7 separate regions of the Mus musculus genome follow, and all the other regions are linked to region 6. The links are chromatin contacts, found by Hi-C in ENCODE. All regions are on one chromosome and are shown on one strand. The core of a region is the stretch at or near the end of the contact, and the rest is flanking DNA. Distances in the headings are between cores, read along the strand shown.

Evidence for each region. Hi-C counts contacts between places; a loop is a spot of excess contacts on that map.
Region 1: a map of T-helper 1 cell shows a loop between it and region 6 (15-fold over the local background). The contact joins two enhancer-like sites. A Hi-C loop is called at or near these places in 2 of 37 maps with a recorded cell type or tissue (T-helper 1 cell and T-helper 2 cell).
Region 2: a map of T-helper 2 cell shows a loop between it and region 6 (10-fold over the local background). The contact joins two enhancer-like sites. A Hi-C loop is called at or near these places in 3 of 37 maps with a recorded cell type or tissue (T-helper 17 cell and T-helper 2 cell).
Region 3: a loop to region 6 is called in a map of regulatory T cell, with 27 times the contacts of the local background. The contact joins two enhancer-like sites. A Hi-C loop is called at or near these places in 2 of 37 maps with a recorded cell type or tissue (T-helper 2 cell and regulatory T cell).
Region 4: a map of regulatory T cell shows a loop between it and region 6 (21-fold over the local background). The contact joins two enhancer-like sites. A Hi-C loop is called at or near these places in 2 of 37 maps with a recorded cell type or tissue (T-helper 17 cell and regulatory T cell).
Region 5: a map of T-helper 2 cell shows a loop between it and region 6 (14-fold over the local background). The contact joins two enhancer-like sites. A Hi-C loop is called at or near these places in 2 of 37 maps with a recorded cell type or tissue (T-helper 1 cell and T-helper 2 cell).
Region 7: a map of T-helper 2 cell shows a loop between it and region 6 (13-fold over the local background). The contact joins two enhancer-like sites. A Hi-C loop is called at or near these places in 2 of 37 maps with a recorded cell type or tissue (T-helper 17 cell and T-helper 2 cell).

Annotation. Positions count from the first base shown.
Region 1 is chr12:29,600,454-29,603,153 of GRCm38, reverse strand. The region is part of intron 2 of Myt1l (myelin transcription factor 1-like); the gene reads right to left. Among named protein-coding and RNA genes, the nearest start is that of Gm20208, 71 kb to the right of the region's middle. Within about 2 kb of position 1,387, at least 1 of the 3 ENCODE cell types and tissues checked has a DNase peak (open chromatin) inside an H3K27ac peak, as active enhancers do.
Region 2 is chr12:33,161,386-33,164,174 of GRCm38, reverse strand. The region is part of intron 2 of Atxn7l1 (ataxin 7-like 1); the gene reads right to left. Among named protein-coding and RNA genes, the nearest start is that of F730043M19Rik, 15 kb to the right of the region's middle. Within about 2 kb of position 1,409, at least 2 of the 3 ENCODE cell types and tissues checked have a DNase peak (open chromatin) inside an H3K27ac peak, as active enhancers do.
Region 3 is chr12:29,787,211-29,789,910 of GRCm38, reverse strand. All of the region lies in intron 8 of Myt1l (myelin transcription factor 1-like), which reads right to left. Among named protein-coding and RNA genes, the nearest start is that of C630031E19Rik, 100 kb to the right of the region's middle. Within about 2 kb of position 1,342, at least 1 of the 3 ENCODE cell types and tissues checked has a DNase peak (open chromatin) inside an H3K27ac peak, as active enhancers do.
Region 4 is chr12:30,166,725-30,169,424 of GRCm38, reverse strand. No RefSeq gene overlaps it. Among named protein-coding and RNA genes, the nearest start is that of Gm32084, 22 kb to the right of the region's middle. Within about 2 kb of position 1,375, at least 1 of the 3 ENCODE cell types and tissues checked has a DNase peak (open chromatin) inside an H3K27ac peak, as active enhancers do.
Region 5 is chr12:29,918,717-29,921,416 of GRCm38, reverse strand. Myt1l (myelin transcription factor 1-like) reads right to left here. Exons shown (of 25, transcript NM_001093775.1): 24 at 1,379-1,522; 25 at 1-1,076. The coding sequence ends at 936. Among named protein-coding and RNA genes, the nearest start is that of Gm46346, 4.8 kb to the right of the region's middle. Within about 2 kb of position 1,409, at least 1 of the 3 ENCODE cell types and tissues checked has a DNase peak (open chromatin) inside an H3K27ac peak, as active enhancers do.
Region 6 is chr12:98,667,306-98,670,005 of GRCm38, reverse strand. Spata7 (spermatogenesis associated 7) reads right to left here. Exons shown (of 11, transcript NM_001289572.1): 10 at 1,117-1,174; 11 at 187-904. The coding sequence ends at 335. Among named protein-coding and RNA genes, the nearest start is that of Spata7, 41 kb to the right of the region's middle. Within about 2 kb of position 1,364, at least 1 of the 3 ENCODE cell types and tissues checked has a DNase peak (open chromatin) inside an H3K27ac peak, as active enhancers do.
Region 7 is chr12:25,117,973-25,120,726 of GRCm38, reverse strand. No RefSeq gene overlaps it. Among named protein-coding and RNA genes, the nearest start is that of Gm17746, 9.8 kb to the left of the region's middle. Within about 2 kb of position 1,263, at least 2 of the 3 ENCODE cell types and tissues checked have a DNase peak (open chromatin) inside an H3K27ac peak, as active enhancers do.

The DNA.
Region 1 (2,700 bases), core at 138-2,637, about 69 Mb after region 6:
TTCGTGCAGAAATCGTGCAGAAGTTTACTTACTAGCTGCAACCCTAATTGTTAGTTCTCGAGATATTTCCTGAGCTGGTGGAGTTCTCTCCAGAAAGCCCTTGCCTACTTCTTAGAAGACTAAAATATAAATGACCAAACATGCAAAAACAAAGTTAAAGAATCGAAAAAGCTTCCAACTTAGACATTAGGGAAGTGTGAATCAAAACAATAACTGAATTGCCTCTTACTGCAGTCAGATGGCTACCAGTTGCTAAACAACAACACATGTTGGTGAGAACTGGCGCGGGTTGGGGGTGAGGTGAGGGGGAGAGAATGGGGGGAAGGGGGAATTGGGAGGAAACCTTCACACTGATGGTGGGAGGGTTGTCTCATGCATCCACAGTGGAAAAAGCACTCTGTGGTCTATCTGTACCCCCAAAGGATTTTGAGTCAGCACAGCACAAACATGGTGACACACTTGCCATCGGTGTCACTATTCCTGTCAACTAATCCATGTTACCAGCCTAGTGTCTATCAACAGGTTGGTGGCTAAACTGAGCACAGTATATACACAGTGGATTTTAATTCAGCAAAAAAATGGACATCATGCTATTTACTCCTGGATGGAACCTAAGCTCATTTGTTATATTAAGACACTCCCGCACTAAACATACAAACAATCAAACAAACAAACCACTCAGAGAAGTACTATATTGTCTTATATTGAACCTGTGTGTATACATGCACATGATTGTATGTGTACATGCGTGCACCAAGGAAACAGAATGCAGTCTATGAAAGAGTAGAAAAGGGCCTGGCATTAAATGGGATAGAAGAAAATGGAGAATGAATACAGTCAAAGTGTTTGATCTATTTGAAGGAAAAATGCCACAGTATAATGCATTAATGTGTATGATGAATATACACTGATAAAATTGGGGAAATCAAAGCCAAGGAAAAACAGCTGGGTAAGGTGATGTGGAGTATAGGAACAGCTGCTTGCTAACATCCACTCCTAAAAGCCAAACAAGATGGGGACAGAAAGGGGACCCAAGACAGTGGTAGCTCCCTCACAGAGGTCAGTGCCACTGGAACTACAGGAGATGGGGCCCTCTTATCTGCCATGCAATGGAGGAAATACTGGTGGGCCTCAACAGCTTTATGGTCCTTCCTTGCATCTCTGAGTTGTTTGTTGTGGCTTCTGAAGGTGGTCTATGACCCATGGCCCTGGAGTGAGCGGGGGATGACTTCAGAGCCTGGATATACTGATATAGCCATGATGTATAAAGAGAAAAGTGGTTGTCTCAGGTAGGCATAAATGAACAAGCAGAATCCAACTTGCCTTGTGAGGGGGTGTGGGAGGAGGGTGCTTAAGAAGAAAGCAGGACCAGCCACAGCAGGTGTGCAGAAGAGACATGAACACAGACTAGAACAGATCATTCTTAGTCACACTCTGTGGAATAGAAGCCCACAGTGGGCTGCAAAGAGGACCTAGAACTCACAGTCATTTGTGGCACCAATACAACAGCATTTTGCCCAATCAAATAGTATTGGGGGTCTGAAGAGATCGTTCAGTGGTCTCCTGAGAGCACTGACTGTTTTCGCAAAGGACTTGGATTTGATTCCTGCAACTCACATGACCACAAATGCCTGCAACTCCAGTTCCAGGAGATCTAATGCCTTCTCCCCCGCTTCTTCAGATATGCATGCAGGCAAAGTGCCCATTCACATACATAAAACTGCAGTGTTTGAAAGGAAAGAATAGGATTTGGGACAAGAGGAGTGACAGTCACTGCTGAGAAATATTCTCATTGTGCAGAGGTTTTTGCGTGCATGTTTCCTTTGCACGAGGCCATGTCAGAGCTGGAGGGGCAGAGAAGATAAACTCACAGACAAGCATGAAGATCCTGCCTAAACCGGTGCTTCTTTTATGTGATGAGATGTGAACTCAATTTGCTATGAAAATCTCTTCTGTAAGTTCTAAATGGCAACTTGCCCATATATATCAGGTCAAAAGCTGCAATTGTGACATGCAGGGACATATCTGTCTCCTTAATGCACACTTGTCTTTCTCTTTCCAGCAAATGGGAATTGTGTGTGTAGAAAGTAAAGAGAACATAACTCACATGTGTGGCACTTTCCTAGGCCATTTCAATTAAAAATAATAGTGTTGGATGGGTTTGTAATTTCACAGTTGTCTTGGCTTTCCTGCTCTGAAGAAATAAAAGCAAGAGGCCCCGCTGAGGGTCTGCAGACCCACACACTAAAAGGCAGAGCCCCGTGGCCTGAATCCCAAGATTCACACAAGTATCTCAGGCAATGTGTTTATAGTGGGGCAGACATTGAAATGTTTGAGAGATCATATTTAGGTTCACCACATGTGTCTGGGCTGGTCATTATGCTAGGGAAGATATTTCAGATGAAACAATGCTGAAGAGGTTGGTGGGGAAATATGTGTTACCCCCTCCCTGTACACGTTCCTCAAGACTCTGCCTTGCCAGTAGTTCTACTGTTTCAGTGTGGTCCTTTTCAGGAAGCAGTGGATGTAGCAGGGTTGTAGATTGGGCTAGCTGGGTCCTTAGGGCTTCTATGATTCCAAGCCAAGAAAGCAACAACCCTCACTGTCTTGAGAAATAAATTTAAACCATTTTGGAGAGGGAGTTTTATTAGCTATGTTTAATATGGCTATGACCAAATACCTGCAGAGAAACAACTTAAG
Region 2 (2,789 bases), core at 160-2,659, about 66 Mb after region 6:
GTCTCAGAACCAAGAGCCTCCCCTCCCATTGATGTCCAACAAGGCCATCCTCTGCTACATATGCAGCTGGAGCCATGGATCCCTCCACGTGTACTCTGGTTGGTGGTTTAGACCCTGGGAGCTTTGGGGGTACTGATTAGTTCATATTGTTGTTCCTCCTATGGGGCTGTAAACCACTTCAACTCCTTGGGTCCTTTCTCTAGCTCCTTCATTGGGGATCCTATGTCCAGTCCAATGACTGGCTGAGAGCATCCACCTCTGAATTTGTCAAGCACTGTTGGAGCCTCTCAGGAGACAGCTATGTCAGGCTCCTGTCAGCAAGCACTTGTTGGCATCCACAATAGAAGGAAGAAAGTGGGCTCAAGAGATAGCTCAGTGTTAAGAGCACTGGCTGCTCTTCCAGAGGTCCTGAGTTCAATTCCCAGCAACCACATGGCAGCTCATACTGTCTGCAACCCCAGATCCAGGGAATCTGACACCTTCAAACACCAATTCGCATGCACATAAAGTAAAAATACGTTATTAAAAAAAATAAAAGGGGGAAGCTGGCAAGATGGCTCATAGGGTAAGAGCACTGACTGCTCTTCTGAAGGTCCTGAGTTCAAATCCCAGCAACCACATGGTGGCTCACAACACCCGTAATGTGATCTGACACCCTCTTCTGGTGCGTCTGAAGACAGTGTACTTATGTACAATAATAAATAAATCTTATAAAAAAATAAAAAGGAAGAAAGTTCCAACATTCTCCTCAACCTCGGTGAAACAAGCTTGTCATGAGAATACATGCCAAATGACTGATTCTCTTTCTACGAGGGGCCTGGAACAAGCCAACTCAGACACAAAAATCAGTTCTGGGAGGAGGGAGGCAGGGGGTGTTGTTAGTTAATGGACAGAGTTTCTGTTTCGGACTGTGCAGAGTTCTCGAATTGGATGGATGGAGATGAGGATCATACAACTCTGTATACGCATTTGGTGTCGCTGAACCATATGCTTTAAAATGGTGAAAATATTAACTGGATGTTTTGCTGCGTATGTCTTTAAGTTTAGGAGGTAAGTGCATTCGATTACACTGTGGCAAAGGAAGGAGAAAGTAAGACAAGGAAAAATTGCAACACTATCTGCACCTCTCCTTGGGAAAAACAAACAAAGAAAAAAACAGCGGACTGTCTACACCAAAACCTTCCCTCAGGATGCCGTCCGCAGGCTTATCTTCTTCCGAGCTGAAGAAGCCTGGGTACACTGAGTTAGAGCGACACTGACGGATCACCATGGCTGTCCTCCTGCGGCCCACTGCCCACAGGCAGCCAGATTCTCCCACAGGCCTGCGGCAGCCAGGCCCATTCTCAGTGGGCATAAACTGCCATCCTGTTATAAATCCTCTCCCACAAAGCACTGGAGACTGGTCCTCTCTTCCCGTGCCAAGAAGTCTTTTTCTGACCATCTGTAATCCATTCAGAGGCAACCGGCAGGAAATGGCGGCAAGGAAAACCCCAGCGAAACGCAACTGGTGGGCCCACCTCTTCTCCAGCTCTGGGCCAGCACCGGGAAGTGGGCCTTTCTCTGGATGCAGAACATCTGTGGGAATTCTGAGAGAGGCTGGGCGTCTGTCAGGGGCTAAACAGGCTCGAGACAGATGCTCACAAAATTTGGTAAGAAAAGCCTGCTGTATTGAGCTTTTAAATTAGTTCTGGGGGAAACTCCTTTGAAAAAGAAAAAAGAAAAACAAAACAAACCCCAGACCCTAAGAGGGAAAAAGAATCATATGAAAACTAACCTCAAAATTGCTTTCTTCTGATTTCTATGGACAATGAGACCACAATTTGAAGTAATGAAAATCTTTTTTATTGTGGCTGCCCCTCCAATCTGGTACTGTCAGCTGCCTAATAGTGACGGCTTCATTTGTTTTGGCTTAGAATCTCTGTGCACTGCAGTGCTACATTAAGTAATTAAAGGTTATATGATATAAGCTTACAATTTGATATATTTAAAAAATCACAATGTATAACTTAATTATCTGGGTGTACTGCACTGCTACAAATGTGTTGGGCAGGGATTAGTAACTTTCTAGAAACAGGGAGTGTTATTTATATTTTTTAAGCTTTGGGGCCATAAGATTCTTGTCTTTTCTACCTCACTCAGCCATAGCAGCAAGAAAGCAATCCCAGACGATACCTAAATGAACAAGCAGGGCTCTACTGCAGTAACCCCTCCCCTTCTTGACACAGCCTCATATAGCTGCCCAGGCTGGCCTCAAACTTAATACGTAGCCCAGGCTAGCCTTGAACTTATGATCCTCCTCTGCCTCTGCCTCTCTGCCTCTCTGCCTCCCAAGTGCTAGAATTTCAGGTATGTGCCACCATGCCTGGTTTTTTTATTCTTTGCTGGCGACTTAACCTAGGGATCTCTGCATGCTAAGCAAGCAGCCCAACAACTACCTATATCCAAAGATGTACGATAACTTCCATGTATAAAAACAGGTTTCAGGTAAGATAGTGCCAGTGGGCTGTGTTGCTGACTACTGTCCAAGTTGTTCACACTGTACGTGTACTGTGCACTTGTTAAGAGGACAGTAACTAACCTCAGCTTGGATTCTACACTGAGAGCTTGACATGCAGGGATGAGAATTCAGAAACAAACCACTGGATGGGATAAAACTTTAAGATATTTTATTATTCATAAATTGTATACTCTGCATCATTTTATCAGTAAAATTTGTAATTAGCAATATTTTAGAATAGGTTCCTTATAATAACACTGGTAGCAGTCGGGTAATTGTAAAACTCTTTAAG
Region 3 (2,700 bases), core at 93-2,592, about 69 Mb after region 6:
ACGCTGCAATGTATCCATGCACCCAAGTGGATCTTCATTTTTCACATGCGGGGCCTTACTAATTAAAATCAGCTTTGCAATTAAACGTGGAAAATTGTGTTAAACTTTCAAGCGTGGTTGGGAAAAAATGCAATTATTTTTAGGGTGTTTTATTTCAATGCAAATGAAATTTCTATCTACATGAAGCCAGGGAAAGCAAAGAGGATGGCATAGGGGCTCTCTCTGTTCCTTCTCCCTTTTCTTTCTTCCCCCCCCCCCTTTTTTTTGGATTATGGATGCTCCTCTCAGTTGCAAGCTGCACTGCTCCCCTATCTCTCAGCCAGTACCTGGCTGGGTTCCAAAGCTTTTAGTGAGTGCTCTCTGTCAAGGCATGAATAATATCACCCCGAGGCTGTTGGCAGAATCCAAATGAGGCGTGCATACATCAGGAAGCCAGCCCTCCACTTTAGCTCCCAAGCAAGCTCCTGTGTAGACAGGCAATTATTCACCCACCGGCTGCCCTGGCAATCACGCTGGTGGGTGGAAAGGTGCATGAAATGGAAGAGAATTTGAACAAGGAGTACGCACAACAAGCTAGCGAGGATCCAGTAATTTCCTAATAAAAAAAAAGAAAAGCTACCATTTGAAGCTTGTAAATTTAAAAATGGGAACTGAAAGATTTAGCTCAGTGTTTGCTAAATTGGTGAGGGCTGAGATATAGCTGTTCTCATCCCCTAACTTCAGGGTGCTTGTGAAGTGCTCAGAGACGGCAAGCCTAAGTTATGCTTAACGTATTAGTTAAGCAAGAACCCATGCTTCACTAATGACTCATGTAAACAATATCTCAGTAAAGAGTTCAGTGTAAATGAAATTGGTTAACTCTCAAATCAGTCCAGAAGGCTCATGAAACACACAGGTAGCAAATATGTCCAGGCCGTGAGCCCCTTATTCTCCACCCCTGGGGATGTGGGAAGCTTTTATAGAAATCAGTTATGCACAAGCAAATCTAATTCATTTCAAGAATATACACATAACGTTTTTGTGAATAAAGTTAAATTCCAGTTCTTACATAGTATTTAAACCAACCTGTATTAAATATTATTTCAAAATTTTGTTGGGAAAATTAAAACAATGTTAATAAAAATAAAGTAGCAGGGATTTTTAAGGATGAAAATAGATTTCTGTGGGAACTTTTGGACATTTGGCTTCATAGCTCATGTCTCAGGGATGGTTCATAAACACTCCAGATGAATGATGGCGTTTGCTGATGAGGCATTTGGGCCACACCCACACCGTCAAGGCTGGCAATTGTTTCTTTCACTTGTTTGCCATCCAGCCAGAAAGAACCAGCTTTCAGCTTTCGGAAGGACACCTGAAATGTCCAGAGACAGGTTCCACCCTGTGCCTGTGCAATGCTAGGGTCTTCTGAAGCCTATGAAGGGCCATCTACACTTGCAGAGTTGCTAACAAAGAGCCACTTGCTGAGATGCTAAACCTTGGGCCCTCACCTGCTTGGTGAGGTCAGGAGGAAGCCACAGAGCAACTTGCTGAACGTCACACTGGTGAATTACAAATGTCCCATTTCCCATACTCTGGCATGCAAGGAAGACCTAGTCTTTGTCACTTTAAATGCCTGCAGGTCCTACAAGCCAGCTTGGGCACATTGGGTAGAAAGTGCAGTGGTACCCAGGCTCTGGGACCTAAGACTTCAGGAACTCAGAATGACTGAGGTTTTCTGTACATGTCTAAAAAGTGAAACTCCAATTGCACCATACATTTGGGATTCTCAAGTGTCTTTGGCTTTCTCTTGGCACAAAGTAGGATGAGTCTTATAGTCTTACAGAAGCAGGGTAGCTGCACACAGAGAGCTACACACAGTGAGACAGTGTAGGTGACAAAGGGAGGCCATCTTCACTGTGTGTAGAATAGGCCAGAGGTTCAGGATATAAGAACTGCTTCCAACCCTCAAAGCATACTGTGTTAGGTCCCATCCTTGCACACATGACTTTGTCATATTCACAACTAGTGACATGAAAACACATACAGGACAAAGGGAAGACTTGGGTGAACAGTCTAGTGACAGTTGTGAAGGCCATTGTATGTTCTATGTGAGTGTTCTGAGAAGCCAAGCCCAAATTACCTGACAGGGGCATTAAAATGGCAGCTGGGCTTGGATCCCTGTTGTCAGCAATCCAATGCTCAGATATCACTGGTGTTCAGTGCCAAGAGGATGTCGCTCAGAGGAACCAATGCAATGCTTCTGTTAGACACCTGGGAGTCTTTCATTCATCTTTTTCATTTTGTCCTGGCTGCCAGGAGACTCATCTTGAGTTTAGTACTGTATGGACCATGGCACAGCCTGCATGTCTGACAAACTATGCTTCTATTTACTTTATATGTTGTACTAGCTTAGCTTTCAATTTACTTCTTAATTGTGTAGTTGGACACAGGTCTACCAGAGATCATGGGTTGCTATGAGTTACAACAGAAACAAATACCTACCAGCAGTTTATCTTTTTGTTAACACAATATAGGAATCGATGTAAAACATCCCTAAATGCATATTATAATCCTTACTCTGACCATAATATTTAATTCTAAATATTAAACTGTGGACTGCTTTCACAACTTACTGTCTCCTTTCCCAGGTTTTACCTAGCAGTTGGTTCTTCTCCACTACCCATTTCTCTGAAGTCCACACTCTTGTCTCCATCACCCCAG
Region 4 (2,700 bases), core at 126-2,625, about 69 Mb after region 6:
GTGTCCATCTGCCACACCTTGCGCTCACACTGCCCCTCTACTCTCTGTTACATCTGCCACTGGTTATATTCAGGACTAGAGGGGCAGATAACCTTGAAGAAGGACAATAGGCCCCATTTCCCAGAGTACTTCCAATCTGTCTGCAGCTAAGTCCAGGTACTTCTGACTGGATCATGGAGGAAACATTTGTCTCCAGTCAACAAAGACCAGAAACACAGAAAAGGACAAGCCAAATGAAACCTATTTGAACCCTTAATCCTGACAGGGAACTCTGGGGAATCAGTTCTGCACTGTTGCTGCCAGAATTTGCTATCATCAAGACCCATCTTCCTCAGCACTCCACCATGGACTGAAGACCAGCAGCTCTCTAGAATCTTCCAGTCCTCCAGGACCAGATTAGGACTGTTGAGGCAGAAAGATCATGAGAGTCTGGACTGAGTAGCTCCTGGGTTCTCAGCTTCTCCAGCATGCAGGTTGTCATTGTTGACCTACCCCGCCCTTGTGTAAGTCAAGCTAATAAATCCCATTTGTAATATGCACTCGTTCTATTATTTCTGTCCCTCCAGAGAACCCTGACTAATCCAACAGTACAAACATCTAACAGGAAAACCGCATCCCTTGACAGAACAGCATCATTCTAAAAACTGAAGAAACTTAACTGGTTCTGAAAGTGAGTGTAAAGCCAAATTCATATCTCTAAATTTAAAAATAAATCCCCCAACAGCCTTGGCAGTATGACAGCAGTATGAAAAGAACAGAGCACGGGGAGGCAGTGGAGACAGCTTTAGTGAACACTTGACTTCAAAAAAATATATTTTATATTTGGAAGTGGCAAAATAAATTCCACAGGATTTTGGCTGAGTGAAGGATGGATATTTTATTGGTTCCTACCTCTTACATTTCCACCAGAGTAGCAGCTAGAAAACTTAAACAACATATATTTACCACCAAGAAAAAAATGTTTCTCTTGCAATAAATTGTTCATTTAAAACTGGGATCTGGAGCAAATTTGAGGCTTGGCATATACAGTGGAGAGGGAAGACGCTTCCCTGTTAGGTAGATATGTGGCAGTTCTTCAGCTCCAACTTTAGAGTCAACAAGGAGGCGGCTGCACACAGAAACAGGCTTTGGTTTGGGGAAGATGTATATGTCCTACCAGAATTCCAGTACAGGAAGGGAAGGGTAGTGGCTTTTGCCCAGCTATAACCAAAATGCTAAATGTAAGCATCCCAGAGTCAGACTATTACTTTGGTTCACAGTTTCACAGGATACAATCTGGGACTGCTTTGAATATGCATTGGAGCATAGCATCATGTCAGTAGGTATGTGTGTCAAAGAAGCTGCTCCACCTCCCGGTAGCTAGCTATCAAGCTACTTCAGGCTCCTACTCCCTAGCCTTCCCTACCATGATGAACTGTGAACAATGGACAAAAATAAACCCTTCCTTCCATAAGATGCTATTGTCAGGCTATTTTATCACAGCAAAAGGGGAGAAAACTAAAACAGCCACCAAAGGCTTCACGTCCCACATCAGTGTGTCTAGAAGGCAGCATAGGTATGGAGCTGTAGATCCAGAGACTGGTGGCTTGTTTAACCACAGTCACTAAGAGAATAATGAATTCCTCTGAACCCCCATTGACTTAAAACTTAGGACACACAGAACTCATGTGGCTATCTCTGCTGTTTTAAATTATTCAGTGTTTAGTGTGAAGGGACCATAAAATATCAGTCAACTGCAGCCCTGGGTCAGATCTGCTCCTATTGTCTGTCTCTGTGAATCTCTTCCCTAGATTCCAGCTGCATCCCTTCACCTTTGAATCTCCCAGATGCCTCCACATCACAGTGGGACCAGGAAGATCTGCCTAACACTATGTACCTGAATATCTACTGGCGTATGTGCTAACCTTGACTTCCAAATGTGGGCTTCATCTTCCATTTACAAAGGGTTTCCAGGGCAGCTTTATGCATACTACTGAGGAGATTCAGAGATGATAACATCTGACCCCACCTATGGTTCACTATGGTCTGCAGGGAGGATAGGTATTTGATGAGGAGAAAATCATGCCAGTGGCCAGGACACCTCAAAGAGCTGTATTAGACACCACAGAGAGGGTGTACCCAGCAAAAGAGAGGATGACAAAGGAGAGCAATGATCTGGAGAGGTATGCATACACCGACTTCAAAAGCCTCTTGCTGGGATGTTAATGAAAGCTACAGGGGTTAGCAGGAGATGGAGACTCAAGGTCTTAGGCACCCTGCATCCTCACGCCATCTCATAGCTCACCCTCCTCCTGCAGCCATCTGTCCTTTCCACACATGTGTGTCTACTTTCCAGTCCAAGTATCCCAAGTTGTAGAAAACTCTAGCTATCACCTTCCCCTGCTGCTGATTTCAGCCACTATGTGATGCCTTCCCTGGAGCATCCATGACAATGTCCATCTGCTGAGGACTCTTTGTTGGTATGTGTGTCATTCTGCTAATATTGTGCTGTCCAACAATATTGAACCTTAAACATAATTTATATTAAACAGGCTATGATTTTGTCCATAAGAAGACTTTGACTTTGTTGGATATTCATTGTTCTATTAAACTTGGAAAAATATTTTCTCCTGGTTTCTTAAATTTTGAAACCAGGCATGGTGATGCCTAATTCCAGGACTCAGAATGCTGAAGCAGGAAGAGCACAAATTTGAAGGCAGC
Region 5 (2,700 bases), core at 160-2,659, about 69 Mb after region 6:
TCAACGGCTGCTAGGTAAGCTAGATTGTGGTAACACTTCAGAGGGGCACGGGGCTCTAGGAGAAATAAGAGAAGTGTGCTCCAAAGGTTACTGAAAATGCAAAGGAAATCTTCGTGTTGTCCACCTCTGACAAGCTCCTGTCTTAACGGAGTCTCCACAGTCCCACCATGTAATGTTTAGGAGTTAATTAAAAGTGCTGTTTAAGCTGCTTTGAATCTTCTGCCAAGTTTCCATGGCTTGATGTTGTCTTACAATAAATTACTTATTTCATTTCTTATAGTTAATCCATATGCCATTTCCTTGGAATGCAAAAAACCTCATTTATTGCCCCCACCATACACCATCCTCCTAAAACAAACAAACAAAAAAGTCACATAATATTTCCAAGCATTGTTCAAAAATAAAGCATTTTTTTGCAACCAATTCTTGCTATGAAACAATATGCACACAAAATGTATTTCTTAAATTCCACAAAGTCCTCCAACCTGAGGCAAAATGATAATGTCTAAAAGTGGCCAGGAGGCCACAAAGTGATCGTTCAAACCTGCTTTTTTTTTCCTTTTTCTTTTTTTGTCCATTTCAGTTCAAAATACTAAAACATTTAATCACTAAAGCATTAAAAAGAATTTACACTCTATTTATTTTCATCAGCTTACCTCTTCAGAAATATAGAGACCCCCAAATGTGCAGACAGCAGCAGCTATAAACATTACATGGCAAATCACACTATGTCAGCTTATATGAAAACGTACAAAATGTGAATGTATCCAAAACTAGTCTGCAGGTACTCTCTCGAGAGCACACAAAACCATTATGAAGTCTTGTAGCATAACACTGTTCCGACAGAAATAAATATATAACACTTTCTGGTAAGTTACAGCAGCAAGAAACAAGAGGCATCCTTTTTAAGCATGAGTCACCACTAGAGCAGCTGTTCAGACCTGAATTCCTCTCACAGCCTGCTTTATATTTTCCAGTAGGGCTTTATTTTCTGGACTCTGATAACGATCTTGATTTGTATACATTTCCGTCAAAGTAGTCACGTAAGCATCAAAATTTTGTTCATTGATTGGATCCTACGAGATATTAAATAGTAGTTCATATACAACTTTCATTTTCTGAATAGTATATTCACAAAAGCATAAAACAGTATCATAGCATAGAGCCACTGTTTCCATAATACTTAACAGGCCTACTCAGAGCACACTTAACGTTATGCGATCAGCCCCACCAATGTTTCTAGTGGTTAACGGTATGGTTTCAGGGTGGTGACCAAAAACAACCAAAAGCTGAAGGACCACAGACAATGACACAGACATCTACTCAGTGAGGTGGACTGCGGAGGCTCCGAGGCGCTCACCTACGCCTAGTGACTTACCATGTGAGGCAGCTGGATGTTGGCGAGGCTGTGGATCAGGGACTGGCTCAGGTTGGCCAACTCGTGCAAGAGCGACTCATTCTGCTGTTCAATGACTTTGTTCTCCTCCTCAATCGTCTTCAGGTTGCTCTCCATTGTGGTGATCTGAAATCACACATATGGGTGACATGTAACATGAGGTTGGCTGTTGGGAGCGTGCACACCGGCTGAGGGGACAAGGACAGAAGCTTTCTGCTCAAGCAGAGGCTGCACCTTGGGGACCTGAATTTGTGTCTTTGATTCTTTATATTTGAACACATGGTACTAGCTACAGCGACCATGGAGGTATTCTGACTGACTGCTTGCTCTCTCGTCATTGAAGGCTCTCGGGTCTGGATGCTCTCATTTGCCCCATCTGCCCCTGTGTCCTGTGGGGAATAATGTTAGTTCTTTAACATTGATGATGTTAATTTCTCTTTGTGGTGTTACAGTCTGCCGTGACAGGCGCTCTGGGTCCCTGCAGGTGAGTAGTAAATGTATGCAGGTAGAGCTCTGACTGGTCTCTTGGTTCAGCTTCCTTTTCCTAAGATGGTGGTTCTCACCTTCCCTAACACTGTAACCTATAATACAGTTCCTCACGTGTGGTGATCCCAATCAAGTTATCCCTGTGGCTACTTCACAGCTGTAATTTTAGTACTGTTATGAATCATCATGCAAATATCTTTGTTTCCTGATGGCCTTAGGCAACCCTGTGAAAGGCTCATTTGATCTCCAAAAGGGTCTCGACCCACAGGGTAAGACACACTGTTCTAAGAAGTCTGGGAGAGCTGGAGACTTGCGTGTGCCCCATACACTGAGCTCCTGTCTCCTGAGTGTTCCCCTGACTCTCTACTTGACTCCTTTGCTTGTTATCCTTTACCTGCACTTGGTTTAAGTTCCAGGCTCTCACCTCTCATCTACAGGCAGGGCCTATGAAGAGACACTGAGCAGGGCAGCAGTGTTAGTGGGACTTCTCCACTGAATGAACATGATTCTTTTCGTCCTACTGGGGGATCTCTTGATGCCATATGGTTTCCTCCCCTGTACATCCTGGTCAACCCTCTAGCATTTTTTCTGTCAAATTAATGTTTCCACCCGTGGTGGTTTGAGTAAGAATGGCCCCACAGGCTCCCATATTTGAAGTCACCCGAGAGTGGCACTGCTTGAGAAGGATTAGGAGGTGTGGTCTTGTTGGAGGAGGTGTGGTCTTGGAGGAGCTATATCACTGGGGGAGTGGGGGAGATAAGCTTTGAGGTTTCAGAAGCCCGTGCCAGCCCCCATCTCTCCTCTTTACTCTTTTCCTC
Region 6 (2,700 bases), core at 115-2,614:
CTCGCAGATCTATGGTGCAAGAAAAGGAATTCTGCTGGCAACTGTAGCATGGAAGCAGTTTCTCCCCCAGTCGAGCCTCCTGATGCCATCACAGCCCTGAATACCACCTGGACTGTAGCTTTTGACCCCATCACTCTGTGTTTCAATTCTTGAACCATAGCAATATGAGAGCAATAATAAATATGTGGTGTTTCAAGACACTAAAATTGTGGTAATTTATTACATAGCATTGAAATTACAGAAATCTTAATATGTAAAAGGGGACAAAAAAAAAGAAGAAAAGTAATATTGAGTTACTGGCCACATGGAGTGTTTATTAATGTAGATCCAGAGGTCAGTCTTCAATGCTCATTCCCATGATTCGTAGAGTCGATAATTCCTTACCATGATTACTGCCACCATTGATGCTGGGGAATGGACCAGATGGGGACAGTGATGTGCTCAGACAACAGAGTTCCCTGGAAGTCTCAGCCCTTTCAAAGTCACTGTCACCTTCAATGACATCCACAGAGGTTTCCTGGTCTATTACACTATCAGAAACACTTGGATTGTTTTCATTCCAGGGTGAGGCTTCATTATCTGTTTCGTCATTGACCTGTTGAATTATAACACCCTCTGAATGCTTGACTTTATGGGCGGGTATTAAAAATTCGCCCGGTAAAGAGAACATCTTGTTTTCGTCCTTCGGCACAGCCGACAGCATGTCCAGGGCCTCCTGGTACTGCTGGCGCTCGTGGTGACTCACTGTTTCTTCATCACTTACAAACTCATTTTCTCTTGAAATCAGAGCCTTTTGAAAATGAAGTTGATTCAACATTCTGAAATGTTTTTGCTTTGCTGGGTCTTCCTCAGATATGCAGCCTAAGTCAACCTTCAGCCCATGCAGCAGGTAGCGCATCTTTCCCTAGAATTGGGGGGAAAGCAATTCTGAGGGTCGTTACATTCGCTACACTATTAAAACTGAACTCTATCTGCAGCGCTGCTAGTCTCATGATCACACTCTCCCAGTCCTGCCCCTTTCCCCTCATAAAAAGCACAAGGCAGAAAGTGCCTATTTTAAATAAAACATATTCTTTTAGAGAATAGAAAAACATTAAATTCCAAAGAAAGACCAACCTCCTCCAAATGATGTTTATTTTTCTTTATATGTCGCTCAAACAGTCGCTCTAGAAACCTACAAATGATAAAGAAAAATATTAGTATCTTAAACTCAGATAACCTACTAAATGTAAAATAGTTACATAACATAAAAACCGACAAAGGCTGCAAAGTAGTTTTCAGATGAATGGTTTTCCCTGTGAAGCTAGAAACAAATCCTTCCTGCTCTGTCACGTGCTCTAACCTGGCAGGCAGCCTGGCTTCTGTTACGCATTTGTTTTTACGTTAGATAACAGACGCCAGTCTATCAGAAGGATTACGTACTACTTATGTTTCTGTGACTGTTTTAGGTGAAGGATAGAACTGCCTGCAAATCTCTCTCCCCATTAGACACACAGACACTAAAAGCTCCCTGCGCCCTTCACCAACCCTACAGAAAATGCTCTCACAGAGCTGTTAACCTTGCTCCTAAAGAATACTCTCCATGGACGCCAAGCCTACAAAACAGCCTCCAAGTGGATGCCAGGGCTTTATGCTAAACATATACAATAGTCTGCCTCCACTCACCCCAGCCACGGTCTCTTATGCAGCCCTGGCATTCAGAGATCTGCCTCCTTGCTGGGATTAAAGGCGTGTGCTACCATGCCTGGCCCTCTCTTCCTGCTAAAGCCAGGGTATGAAGACCAGTGAGAGCCATGGTAAAGGTGAGAGATTACATCTCTAGGATGAGTTTCCTCTCCCCTGAGGTTACAGCCCCTTCAGAAAATTTACCTGAGAAGCAAAGGTCACGATCCCTTCAGAGAAGTGACCAGCTTCAGGGAATACATTCTTTCTACAGCAGGCCCAGTACCACTCTTACTATTCACAAGTCTCCTGGAAACAACTAATTTCCTTGGCCACCATCATTCATACTCGTTAACACATGCAGTAACCCAGGAGGCCTGGGTTGTCCTATCATGTTTAGAGATCCAGAAACTTGTATCCTACTCTACAGCTACTGCTAACATTCTGGAATTGCACACCCGGACATTGTTATATGCTTATATATTTCCTCAAGCTGGGATTAAATAATACATATTATTTTGGTATAAATACACACACACATACACACATTATTTTGGTATAAATACACACACACACACACACACACACACACAAACACACAAACACACGCATTTTCTCATCAACTAGATGAGATCAACTGAAAGGTTGAACACCTTTCAGTGTGAAGAACTCCATCTTGCACCATTTAGTTTCTTTCTCAGTCTGGTTTTATGTTTGGTCTTATGAACCAGTGCTAAATCTTAAAGAGGAAATATAAACATTTAAGGAAACATGTAAATGATATGCAAATTTTGGGGTTGTATTAAAAAACATAAAAGTTACCATTTTAACCCTGTAAAATGTGTAGTCCAGTAGGGTTCCACCTATTGGTGCTGCTGGGAAGTGGCTCTCTAAACTGTTTCACCTTGAAACTTAAAAACTCCTTATGCAGTTCTTAAAAGTTACTAGTTTTGTCTCAACAATAAAAGAACCTCTGGTGGAATCACCATGCCTGACCTCAAGCTGTGCTATAGAGCAACTGTGATTAAAAACTGCATG
Region 7 (2,754 bases), core at 14-2,513, about 74 Mb after region 6:
TATCATCCTAAGTGAGGTAACTCAATCACAAAAGAACACACATGATATGCACTCACTGGTAAGTGGATATTAGCCCAGAAGTTCAGAATACCCAAGATACAATTTGAAAAACTCAAACTCAAGAAGAAGGAAGACCAAAGTGTGGATACTTCGATCCTTCTTAGAAGGGGAAACAAAATACCCATGGAGGGAGTTACAGAGACAAAGTTTGGAGCAGAGACTGAAGGAATGACCATCCAGAAACTGTCCCACCTGGGGATTCATCCCATAAAAAAAAACACCAAATCCAGACACTATTACAGATGCCAACAAGAGCTTGCTGACAGGAGCCTGATATAGCTGTCTCCTGAGAGGCTCTGTCAGTGCCTGACTAATACAGAAGTGGATACTCACAGCCATCCATAGCACAGGGTCCCCAAAGAAGGAGCTAGAGAAAGTACGCAAGGAGCTGAAGGGGTTTGCAGCCCCCTAGGAGGAACAGCAATAAGAACTAACCAGTACCCATAGAGCTCCCTGGGACTAAACCACCAATCAAAGAAAACACTCGGAGAGACTCATGGCTCTCTAGCTGCATATGTAGCTGAGGATGGCCTAGTCGGTCAACAATGGGAGAGGCCCTTGGTCCTGTGAAGGTTCTATGGCCCAGTATAGGGAAATGCCTGGGCCAGGAAGCGGGAGTGGGTGGGTTGGGGAGTAGGGAGAGGGGAGAAGATAGGGGATTTTTGGAGGAGAAACTAGGAAAGGGGATAACATTTGAAATGTAAATAAAGAAAATAGCTAATTAAAGATGAATTAATTAATTTTTTAAAAAGCAAAGGAATCTCTCCAATGGAATCTGTCCTTTCTATGCTGGTACTGGCAATTACAAGTGGCTCTGAGCTGGAGAACCAAGGCCTTGAATGTGGTTTTATTTCTGAGAGTAATGAAAGAAAGACAGTATCCACGGCCCAGTACCCAAAGCTCCCTCGTTCCTATCTTGATCTCCACAGACCTGTCCCCTTCACCTCTTGCAAAATGAAAACTTCTCAGCTGAACCCTTGAGCTGAGGAGCTGGAAGATCCCTCGAGTGGAATCCCTCTCAGAGAAGCCCGTTTCCTCTCTTACTTCAGGCCCAGCCCAAAGCCCAGGCCACTGAGTGCCAACCTGGAAGGAGCGGATGCCTGTGCATCCTGCAGGAAGCTGCGGCGCTGGGCTGGAGGCCGCGATTGTGAAGGAGGTCAGGCTTGAGGGAAGCTGGACCGTGCTGGCCTGAGTAACCCGGGGCTCCGAGAGGAAGGCGCGTGCAGATGGTTGTAGTCGTTAGTGGTATTATTGAAGATTTCTAAGGAAAGGGAGGAGGTGACTTGAGTACTCCAGGGATTTAATTAAAGGGACAGGCTGAGCTCACACTGGGCCGGTGCCAGCCAGTGCCAGCGGCAGGGCAGCCACATGTCTTGTCCCCAGCCTTCCTGACTGAAGTCACAGCACCTTTGTGGGGTACGGACATTTTTAATAAAGTTTCTTCAATCTTAGCGAAGAAGTCACAAACTTCTTATCAGAGTTGAAGAAAGATCTCTGAAGGGCCACTAATCATCAACATGGCTTTCCACTCATTACTAAATACTGCAAAGCTCTGCAAAACTGAGCTAGCCTGTCCAGCAGGTCTCTGGCAGTCCACAAAGTAAAAAAGGAGGCAATTTGAGAGGAAGAATTTCTGTGAGGTGAGACAGGACCCTGGTCTGCCTGCCTGCCATGTTCTGTGTTATCTGGATGATTTGTTTTCAGAGTCCCCCACTAACCCAAGCAAGCCAGGAACCCTGGGATATCCATTCTAAGTTCACAGGTGTCTGCTGAAACAGAACATAAGAGAGAGGCTCAGAAAGAAAGGTGTCTCCCTTTCCTGACCCTGAAATGGACCCATTATAGCCTAGTGGGCTGCAATGAAGGACTTAGACAAAAATCACAGAAGGACAAGGCAAAGGATCATTGTTTTTACTGTATAGTAGAAAGCCAGCTCAGTCCGGGGCCATAAAGCAGCAATGGCAGGCTACAACATACCTGCCCATCTTCCTAAAGTCCACATCGAGCCCCAGGGTCTCCCCTGAGACAAAGGTTAGAACTAATAGGGTACCCTGGCCTACCCTCCCTCTTATCTCCTCTATTCTGTGATGCTAGGGTCCCTAGTCATCGCTTTAGTCCCTGCCTGTGAGCTATTCTATCCATAGGCTCTAGGGAGCTCCCCAAATAGGGGGCTATGGTGAATCTGATGTCATCATTTACCTGCCCCAAATCAGCTACTGAACACCTATGGGAAACACCCCTAGCAGGGGCAGGGGGCACAGTTCTGTACACCAGTCCCTTCGGATGTGGCCTAGTCTGAAGGTCCGATCTTAATGCCTAGCCAAGCAATTAGACCAAGAGGGTGTGACTTGTCATAGCCCCATCTGCATATCTTTGACCTTTCTGTGCACTTGAACCTCTCACTTGGTACTCAAACTGGCAGGTAACAGTGCCACCCTCCAAAGGCCACTGTGAGGAAGGAACACATAGCAGGGGCATCTTCCTAGTCCCCATCAGACTCAATCACGGTGACTATAACTGCCCCCTGACACCAGCAACTGAGACCCAGAAGCCTCAGTTCCAGGCCTATGCTTGCCAGGCTGAGCTACACCCCTGCTCTGGCTTCCTGTCTCTTGAAGTTCACTCCCCTGCATTACAGTGTACTTTTGTGTCATCTGACTCACTGATAAAAACTGTTCCCATGGCACATGCGCA